Regions from separate parts of the Mus musculus genome. Here region 2 is linked to region 1. A link is a loop called in an ENCODE intact Hi-C map of the cell type or tissue named here. Cell type or tissue: heart. All regions are shown on one strand. Links, peaks and the distances in the headings refer to the core of each region. The heading gives the core; the rest is flanking DNA.

The links. A loop is a pair of places that touch in the nucleus more often than their neighbours do. Peaks named below come from ENCODE experiments on the same cell type or tissue, not always from the same donor. Only the 100,000 strongest peaks of a DNase experiment are listed, where the experiment ranks them.
Region 2: a loop joins it to region 1, with 2.0 times the contacts of the local background. A loop is called at or near these places in 2 of 42 quality-filtered maps.

Annotation. Positions count from the first base shown.
Region 1 is chr2:135,201,804-135,206,205 of GRCm38, forward strand. All of the region lies in intron 3 of Plcb1 (phospholipase C, beta 1), which reads left to right. The region is part of intron 2 of 4930545L23Rik (RIKEN cDNA 4930545L23 gene); the gene reads right to left. Among named protein-coding and RNA genes, the nearest start is that of 4930545L23Rik, 12 kb to the right of the region's middle. In heart, for the core only: no CTCF peak of the experiment used is centred there; a DNase peak (open chromatin) is centred at 2,528; H3K27ac peaks cover 275 bases.
Region 2 is chr2:135,092,779-135,097,180 of GRCm38, forward strand. The region is part of intron 3 of Plcb1 (phospholipase C, beta 1); the gene reads left to right. Among named protein-coding and RNA genes, the nearest start is that of 4930545L23Rik, 120 kb to the right of the region's middle. In heart, for the core only: no CTCF peak of the experiment used is centred there; no DNase peak of the experiment used is centred there.

The sequences.
Region 1 (4,402 bases), core at 155-4,154:
CCACTAACTGAAGAGTATACTTTCTTCAGTTTTAATATGATCCAATGAACATAGCACATTGTTCCTCCTGAAAACATGGTGAGTCTGATTGAGGTTTAGTTTGGGGGCTTACTTTTGGGAGAGTGTGGAAGACTAAAGTCATGTAATTATTTTGCATTGAGGAATTTTGAGAAGTTTCACATGGCTTCCTGGCTGTCTTAAGAAGGTTCTTTCGCTCTGAAGAAAATGAGACATACTGCCCTCAGAGCCCAGGCTAGGCATTCAAGCTCAGTCCAGGTCATTTCAGAGAATACGTGCCCTTGCCTCGGTTTGGTGTTTGCCAGCACTGACTGAAAACATGGCTTCAGTGAGCAACTAATTCTTCAAGAAAATGCTGAGAGGTGGCCCTGAAATCATTCTGGCTTGAACTCAGAAATCTGGTTTCTGGTTTTCCCAAGCTGTTCCACCCACCACACTCCACACCAAGGCCTACATCAGGGCTTTCCAGACAGTCCTGTACACACAAGCCCTCTGGGGACCACCATGGTTCTGAATAAGCCTAAGGTGAGATACCTAGATTCCTTCTGAGCTCTGGGGATCTGATGCTACATGTCTTCTGGCTCAGTTCCAGCATTCTGAGAGCAGAGTTCTGAGGGCACAGTAGATTGTCCAGCTCTTGTAAGAGCCCTTTGCAGATGTGAATTGCAGGAATCCTTCAGTATCTCTTTTAGGAAGCAAAGCAATGGCACTCTTTAGACAGCATATCGGTGTGAGCTCAGTGCCTTAAATACGCTGTATAAATAGCACAGCAGATAAATCACTGCCTTTAGAAACAAACCATTTTGCTAAGTGCATCTTGCCTCCATCAGACATTAAGCACGTATCTGATTCATTCTTAGATGACAGTTACTCTCCCAAATTAGGAGCTTAAAAGGGCATTCCGTAAAGGAACACATTATTGTATTAACCTTTGAATTGTCTTAAAGGTTGCTCTTACATTTTATAATGCATGTAAGAGCACACGGGAACTTTTTAAAAGAGGCATCTGTGAATTTTTATTCAAGAATAAAGATGTGTCTGTGGATCATCTTTCAAGGCTAATATAAACCTCTCAGACACAACCCTAAAGACAAGGATTTTTTTAAGAGCAATTAAAACGACTATGCCAAATACAAGGAAGAAAGAAAAGACTTGATGAGACCAAAAATAATCTAAAACCATACCAAATGAACAAAAGAAAAGGAGAGGCAATGGGGCTCTTTGTTTTTATCATTGCAATGTCCAATATGTAAGTGTGCACCAGAGTTACAAATGTTAACAGTGATGTAGCTCAGTGAAGGAGCACTTGCCTAGCATGCACTAGGTCCTGGGTTTATTCTCCAGTAATAGCAATGTCAAAAGCTAACACTTACTGCCCATGTCCTTTGTTCTCAGAGGTAGTGATTACTGTTTAGAGCTGTAAGCCTGAAGTGTGTGCATCTGAACCCTTATGTAAATTTGGGAATAGAAAAGCAGAACCTGACTGCATGGACATGTCTGCTCTGGAACCAAACCTGACTCGCCTAAGTGGTTCATCTCTATCTACAATGCCCCTGAGCAGACTGTTTTGGTGCCCATCAAGACACATGGTTGTGGAAGAGATTTTACACTTTGGTTGATATTAAAATCACTCCGAAGCTTCTTCTCTCCCAACAGAGCATGCTCTGGAAATGTGGTGAAGAGAAGCTTTCTTCTGTAAGGTCATCTGTCCCATTGCTAGTCCACGTCCCATCCAGCACCTCCATTACCATCAACCCCTCATGCTGTAGGCCTGGGTGACTCCCACAGTTCAGATACCTGAGGTTCATCCAATGTCACTTCACACAGTGGAAACAGGGCACTACCTTGTCTACCTCACATAAGTAATTTATTGAGGCAAATTTGAAAAACTTGATCCTGGTAAATAAGGTATAATTGTCTACTACCCATAAAAAATATATCTACAAAGGAGAGCATTTGATACCAGGTTATTTTTTCAAAATCAAACAAAAGAAAGGTTGGCTCTTGCCATTCCCAGAATAGAGGTTTGTGTGATAGTCCTTAGACTGCCTTGATTTAAAGCAGGTGTATAGAATACAAAATGGTATTTAAAGAGGTGTCGCGATATTAATTAAAACGGGCTTGCTGAAATGCCATGGAGATCATCACTTCTGAAAATTGAATTAGACCCTGAATGTCAGCGTTGAATTATCATGAATAGACTTATCTATCCCTGCCCAAATATATTTCATCCACAAACTGTGTAATACATGATGATTAACCAGAGGTTACAGATTCAAACTGAAAGCCAATCAGTTCTCCAGAATGCTAACTGGGGATTGTTCTCAGGTCAAAGAATAGGAACAGAAAAGTTCCCATCACTTAAAGGGCAAGCCGAGCTGGTAAAGAGTATTGAGAATTTTGCTTTTAATTGCTCCTTTCTGTCAGTGGCAATGCAGAGAACTTGTGTGCTTAGCTTCCTGGCTTAACTTCTGGCGCTGATGACATTTGGGGGCGTGGTTCAAAGCCGCTGTCTTAGCCAGGAAGGTTCCAGATCTTCCTTCCCAAGGCGACATGAAGTTCCCCAGACAGGATGTCAAGGGAAACTCCTGGTCTCCTTGTTTTCAGAGTATCTTTCTTTCTACATTGAAAGAGTCCCAAGTGTATACATTCAGTATTCAAATACTATGTTGTTTCTGTAACGTCAGCATTTATAGTCTATTAAGAGCTCCCAAAAGGACAGACAATGAAAGGCCTGTGGTCTGTGAAACACAAGACTCACACTGGGTTACAGACCAGCCCACTCTAGCAGTGTGTGGCCCATCCTCGCATCTGTCAACTTAGTAATGCTCTTGAGTTTCTCTTCCTTTGTCTTATTCTTGATAACTCATTGACTCAATTCACCAAACACAGATCCAGGCATCACAAATAGTTCAGGAACCAAACGCCTTGCTTTCCTATGCATCCGTCTAAATCTATGGCTAAGCCCTGTGTTTAAGGTTTTCAAAGTGGCTCTGTTCCAAATTCAGGTTAGCATTTGCACTTTGCCTGAAGGGAGGCTGTGGGATGAACTTCAAACAGCTTTGTAGGTAATTTCCAGCTGGTGAGGTTTAGCATGATCAGCTGGCTCCTCCGGCCCCTCACTTTCCTTGCAGATGATGGAGCCCAAGACAATCAGGGCTTGTCAACCCAGCTGAGTTTACATTTAAACTTAAGTGATTCTCAGCATGGTCTCTGGATCAGCAATTGCAACAGCATCTGGAACAATAATTCCCTCGGCTTGCTGGTATTAGTCAGTTTTTTTTGTTTGTTTGTTTTGGTTTTTTGGTTTTCTTTTTTTATTTTTTGGTCACTAAAATGTAGTGGAATAGTCACAGTGTGAACAAAGGATTTTTGAGCTGGAACAGAGGTCCTGAATTCAATTCCCAGCAACCACATAGTGGCTCGTAACCATCTTTAATAGTATCTGACGCCCTCTTCTGGGATGTCTGTAGACAGCTACAGTGGACTCATACACAAAATATAAATAAATCTTTTTTTAAGAAAAACACTAATGCATTTCATAAATAGTTTTACAAATTCATTTTATAAAAAAGCAACGACAATAACAACAAAACAAAGCAAATGTGAGTCCACTGACCTAGTCACATGCCCAGGCAGCAGCTCAAATATTTTCTGAATAAACACACAAACTCTCAAGAGTACAAAAATAGAAATATTAGAGGTAATTATTTGGGTTCCAAACAAAGTTTTAATTGCAGTTTCTAGTATTTGACTAACTTCAATATTTATGTTACCATAATAAGAGGACTGCAACAATTAGTTTCCTGGCCTGTGCAATTTGGAACTCTTAGTCCTAAAAATGTTTTGAGATATATCAGTGTAGATTCATCAATGTTCAAATACTGCTTCTGAAATAAACCTGGTAGTATCTTCTCTCTTTTTTTTTAACATAAGCAGAAGTTAAATGCCCTTTAAAGTATTTCCTACTGAAATAAATTATAGGTTATTGAACCGAAAGTACAGTTTTCTTCCAATCTTTGTCCTCCCTCTGCTCCCTTGCATTCATTCCCATAACAAGTAGATGAGTATAATAAAGTTGATGCTGTCTCCTGGACAAGGGCTTGCTTTCTGGGATTTGTATTATAGCAATCCATGTCCCAAAGGTGATGTAGACTAGGCTCAATCATTTCCATCTGTGAGGAAGGACATTGGAATGAGACGGAAAGTGTGGAGATCACTCCACTATGGGATGAAATAGACACCGTATCTTAACAGCTATAGAGACTTGAGAATTAAAAGCCATAGAGACAATTGTCTTGGTTACAAATGATGGCTGCATCACACCTGGCAGCCTCTCCCTTCAAATCACCGCTGTCGTTAGGCCAAGAAAATCCCATCACTT
Region 2 (4,402 bases), core at 233-4,232, 110 kb before region 1:
GTGAGAGAAGCTGACTGGAATTGTTTTGTGTGTCAGCTTCCTCTTTCAGTAGCAAACCTGCTCATTTTCAGTGAATGCTTACTTTTGTCAATCATTTTTTTTCCTCAGCCAGTTCTTCTCAGCTTGATAATGAAAAAGCAAGCAAGTTCATTTCCTTTCTGTTGACTTTCCTAGCGTTCCAGCCTTAAGGCTTTTGAAGTAGTCCTGATTTGCACGGAGCTTGTTTGGCTGTGTGAGTCATGCCTTTTATGCAGTTTGCATTGGCAGCTACATCTCCCAAATGGAATTCTTGCAATAAACTGTTCAAATAGGTCTTTTGTAAGTTTGCATAAAAGAATGTTTTATGGAAATATTTGACACAATTGTGTTTCAGAATTGGGTAGTTTCTATATATATATATAAAAAGGAACATGATATAAAGTTAAACAATGTAAGCAGGAAATGCTTGTTTTTGTTGATTCCACTTCCTCCTACACCATTCATGATGAAGAGTGATGCAGCAGGTTACAGTTTTAGACTGAAGAAGTAAAGGGAAATGATGAATATCCCTTGGCCCACAAGAGAACGCAGACAGAAGCCAGGACCTAAAAATATCTGTCTTAGAATGTATGATATGATTAAAGCTAAACAGAGGTAGATTTTTCTCACCTCGATATAGATTTGAGTGTGAAAATTTGCTGCCTTAATTTCTGTAAAGAAAAAGTTACTATTTGTAACGCCAACATATTGATTGTATTACAGTGAGGCATAATTGATCTTATTAGTTTGTGATAATATATAGTTTTAATAATAAAATTACACAGACAATGTGAAACATGTGTTTTACTTCTGTTAATTTTCTCCAGCTCTTGAATTGCTTTCAGTGGTGTCAGAGCAGCAGCAATGCCATTCTTCTCAAAAGGACAGAAGTTCATGTTGCAGGGGGAAGCATCAACCTCGGTGCCTCATAGGCCATTCACTTAGAGAGTGGCAGCTCTGACAAGCTCTGAGGGAGCCTTGGGGGCCCTCTGATTCAGATGGCTACCTGATGAACATCTGGACAGGTGCCCGAGGGCCTATGGTTTTAACCGATTTGAGAGACACAAAAGCAGCTCTAAGTTTCTGAGAAACAATTTGAGCAACGCTAACACCACAGCCTTAGCAGGGTTGCTGACTGCAAGTTGGTTTTAGAAGCAAGTATTAAAAAAAAAAAAAAAAAAGGTGAGACTGGAGTTAATGAAGACTCTAAGGCTCCTCCTCTTCTTTCCCTTCTGTCTGTCCTTCTTGTAGTGTGGTAGCTCTACCTTGGGTGTTTGAGGACATCTCATAAGCTTCGCATTCTGACTTCCATTTGGGAAAGGACTGGTGTGTTCATTAACTCCGGGTCTACCCTTATTACCTGTGCTGGCCTTCATACTTAGACTTCCTGTTTCTAGGCCTCTTATCCACCTTCTTCCTCAAGGTCTCCCTTCTCTACCTCTTTCTGGTTTGAATGTCTTCTGCATTTGTTAGTCTCTGCCTTACGTTTACACATCTTCCGAGCTCAGGGAAAGAGTCATCTCCACACACAGCGTCTGTGAGCACTCTATTGCAACTTCTGTAGATCCTTCTCCCACATTCACCAGGCTTGCTTTGTTCAAAACGTTTATCACACAAAGATAGTATCTTTCAGTTTGTCACGCTTTCTTCCCTTTTCTTAAAGGGATAGAGTCAGTAACAGAGGGGACTATGTCATGTTTTTGTCTTTAACTTCCAGTGTGCGGCATTATTGCTTCACACAATACATAGTCAACGAGACCCTGAGAAAGCTAAATGAAAGACTTGTTATTCAGAGGGTGGCAAAAGTATATCCCAGATCTAAAGTATTCAAGGAAAACTTATTCTCTGAGAATGCGGGGTGATCTATTTCTATTTTCCCTTGAAATGACAACAGTGAGCAGTGTTCTCATCTCCTACGCCTGGAACTCTTAAGAAAGATAGAGCCATCCAGGCAAACTAGTAATAGTCAACAGGCCACTGTGGAGGCAGATTTCATCTGCAGATATTTTTTGGCAAGAGGTATGCTAAGAGCATTTTCTCACCCCTTTTATTTATTTATTTGTTTTCCTGCTTGCTTAGTTGTTTTTCTTGTGCTCGAGACAGAACTCAGAGCTTCAGGCATGGTTAGTGTACGTTCTACCACAGAGCTACAGTCCCAGCCCTCAGGACAGTATTAATCATCACCTTCTATTGGCATAATTAGAAATCCAGCCAGGGAGAGACTGTGATAGTACACAGTATACACATAGCAAGTTGTCTGTATGCACACACACACACACACACACACACACACACACACACGTGTGTGTGTGTGTGTGCACATACACACATGCACAATCTAATCTTTTGTGCAGTAGTGTATCTAGTACCTTACCTATATATACTTGGGAAATGTCATGTTTGCCTTTATAATATTGCTGAAGGTTACCTATGAGGCAGTATGCTCATTTTGCAAGTAGAAAACTGACCTAGAAAGACAGGGACACAAATAAATAAAAGCTAGTTGATCTTGGGTCTGTATGCTGAGTCTGAGGTATTGACTGACTGATGATATTAGATGTTGGCATACAGTCTTAAATGCCTCCTGTAATAACATCAAATGCCACGTATATAATATATATGTGACTAAGGAAGCTAAAAATATAACTGTATCATAAACATGCTAATGAATTTAATTGCTTAGGAATGAAATGAAAATACAACATTTTTGCTTAGGCTCATGAATTTTATGAACAGAAACACATTAAAACTTAAAATAAAAAATAAATTTGCATTTTATTTGTGTTTTAACTGCAGCCCATACACGCCAACAGCAAAACGTTTAAAATGTTAAAAGTCATTAAATGCATTGTTGAGCATTTGAAATATCTGTTTGATATTTGTTATTGAACTATAAAATGATATATGAGAATCTCAGTAAATACAGTCTGTCTAAAATTAATTTTGGAAAGTAATTCAAAAGATAATGCTTTGCTTACAGTTCTGCCAGCAATTATTAAATATGTTTTGAGGAGAAAATTGCTATCTAATTTACCCATCTCTCTTTTGTCATTTTATACAAAACAAGATAAATATTCTTTAGTTTGTGAAGGCTGTTGACACCAGTTACAAGCCAATTAATTATAGATGAGTTACCCATGCATTTGATCATAAAATAAATTGGATGTGGCTGCTGGACCAAAGCTTTAGATTATTTTATGCAGATCAAAGCACATTTTGAGTAACCAATGGTTGCTGGGATCATCCATTCGGATGACAGAAAACAAAACAAGTACCCAGTAAGTTTATGAGATATTTTTGTTGGTAAAGGTACAAAATATGTTTTGAATAAATAAGCCAAGTATAGAAAAATATTTGAACTCATTATATTTTCAGTTCACTTAATGAATAGCCATTTGAGGAGCTCATTAGCAACAGAAATTTAGCCTTGCTTATTAAAGGGAGTGTTATTTTTAATCGCTGCATTAATTTGCTAACCTAGTAGATAATCTTTATTCACAAGTACCCAAGTTTCTCACCTCTTTTAGTATATAATATAATAATGACTTTGCAACGATCTTTTGGTTTTTTGGTCACTCACAGTTTATCTTTTAGGACACTAATAAAGCTAAGAAAACAATCAGTTCCAGTCATCAACTAAACAGCCAAGGGTTGATATTTGCATTTGTTTGTGTTTAACTTTAGAATGGCGTGTAAAATCTTAGATTCATTTGCTGACCTCACTAGTCTTCACTGAACCCCTAAGAGCTTAGAATCCAGAGATAAAATAAAGCTGTCAAAGATCTGTCTTCTTAGAGAGACTCCAGTTCCAAGAAATAAGGAGATTATAGAAAACTTTCTGGCCAGTAATCAGGGACATGTGGCATATAGTGGCGACTCACCTTTGTATAAGGGGGAGGGGGGAGGTGCTTGCTTTGCTCCAATATTTCGTGACCTGAGACAAACTTCAGTTTAGGTTCCCATTCAGCCTGTTGCAATCTGAGTTCTGCATTTGGGAGCCGTTCTGCTGATGGGTAATCAGGCTAAGCTGTCATCTTCCACATCAGCTGGATGCTGGCTGCGCAGGAACTCTGCTGAGGTGGTGTCTCTTTCAGCCTAGCTCACCTTCTGGAACATTAGCCCACACTTCTATATTGCAGCACGGACAGAGTTCAAGAGTAAAGCAGGATTGTTGGGAAAGCCAACATTCTAGCCTCTCTTCCATTCTTCTGAGTACATACTATATACCAAACCACTCCTTGGCTCACTTGCCAAGAGCCACAGATGAACAAACTTTGCCCTGTAAATAGAGTGGCATGGCTGAGCTTGCAGAGTATACCTGCATGCATTCAAGATGCATACTATCTCACTTTGAACTACTTTACATTTTTCATTTGGAAAATAA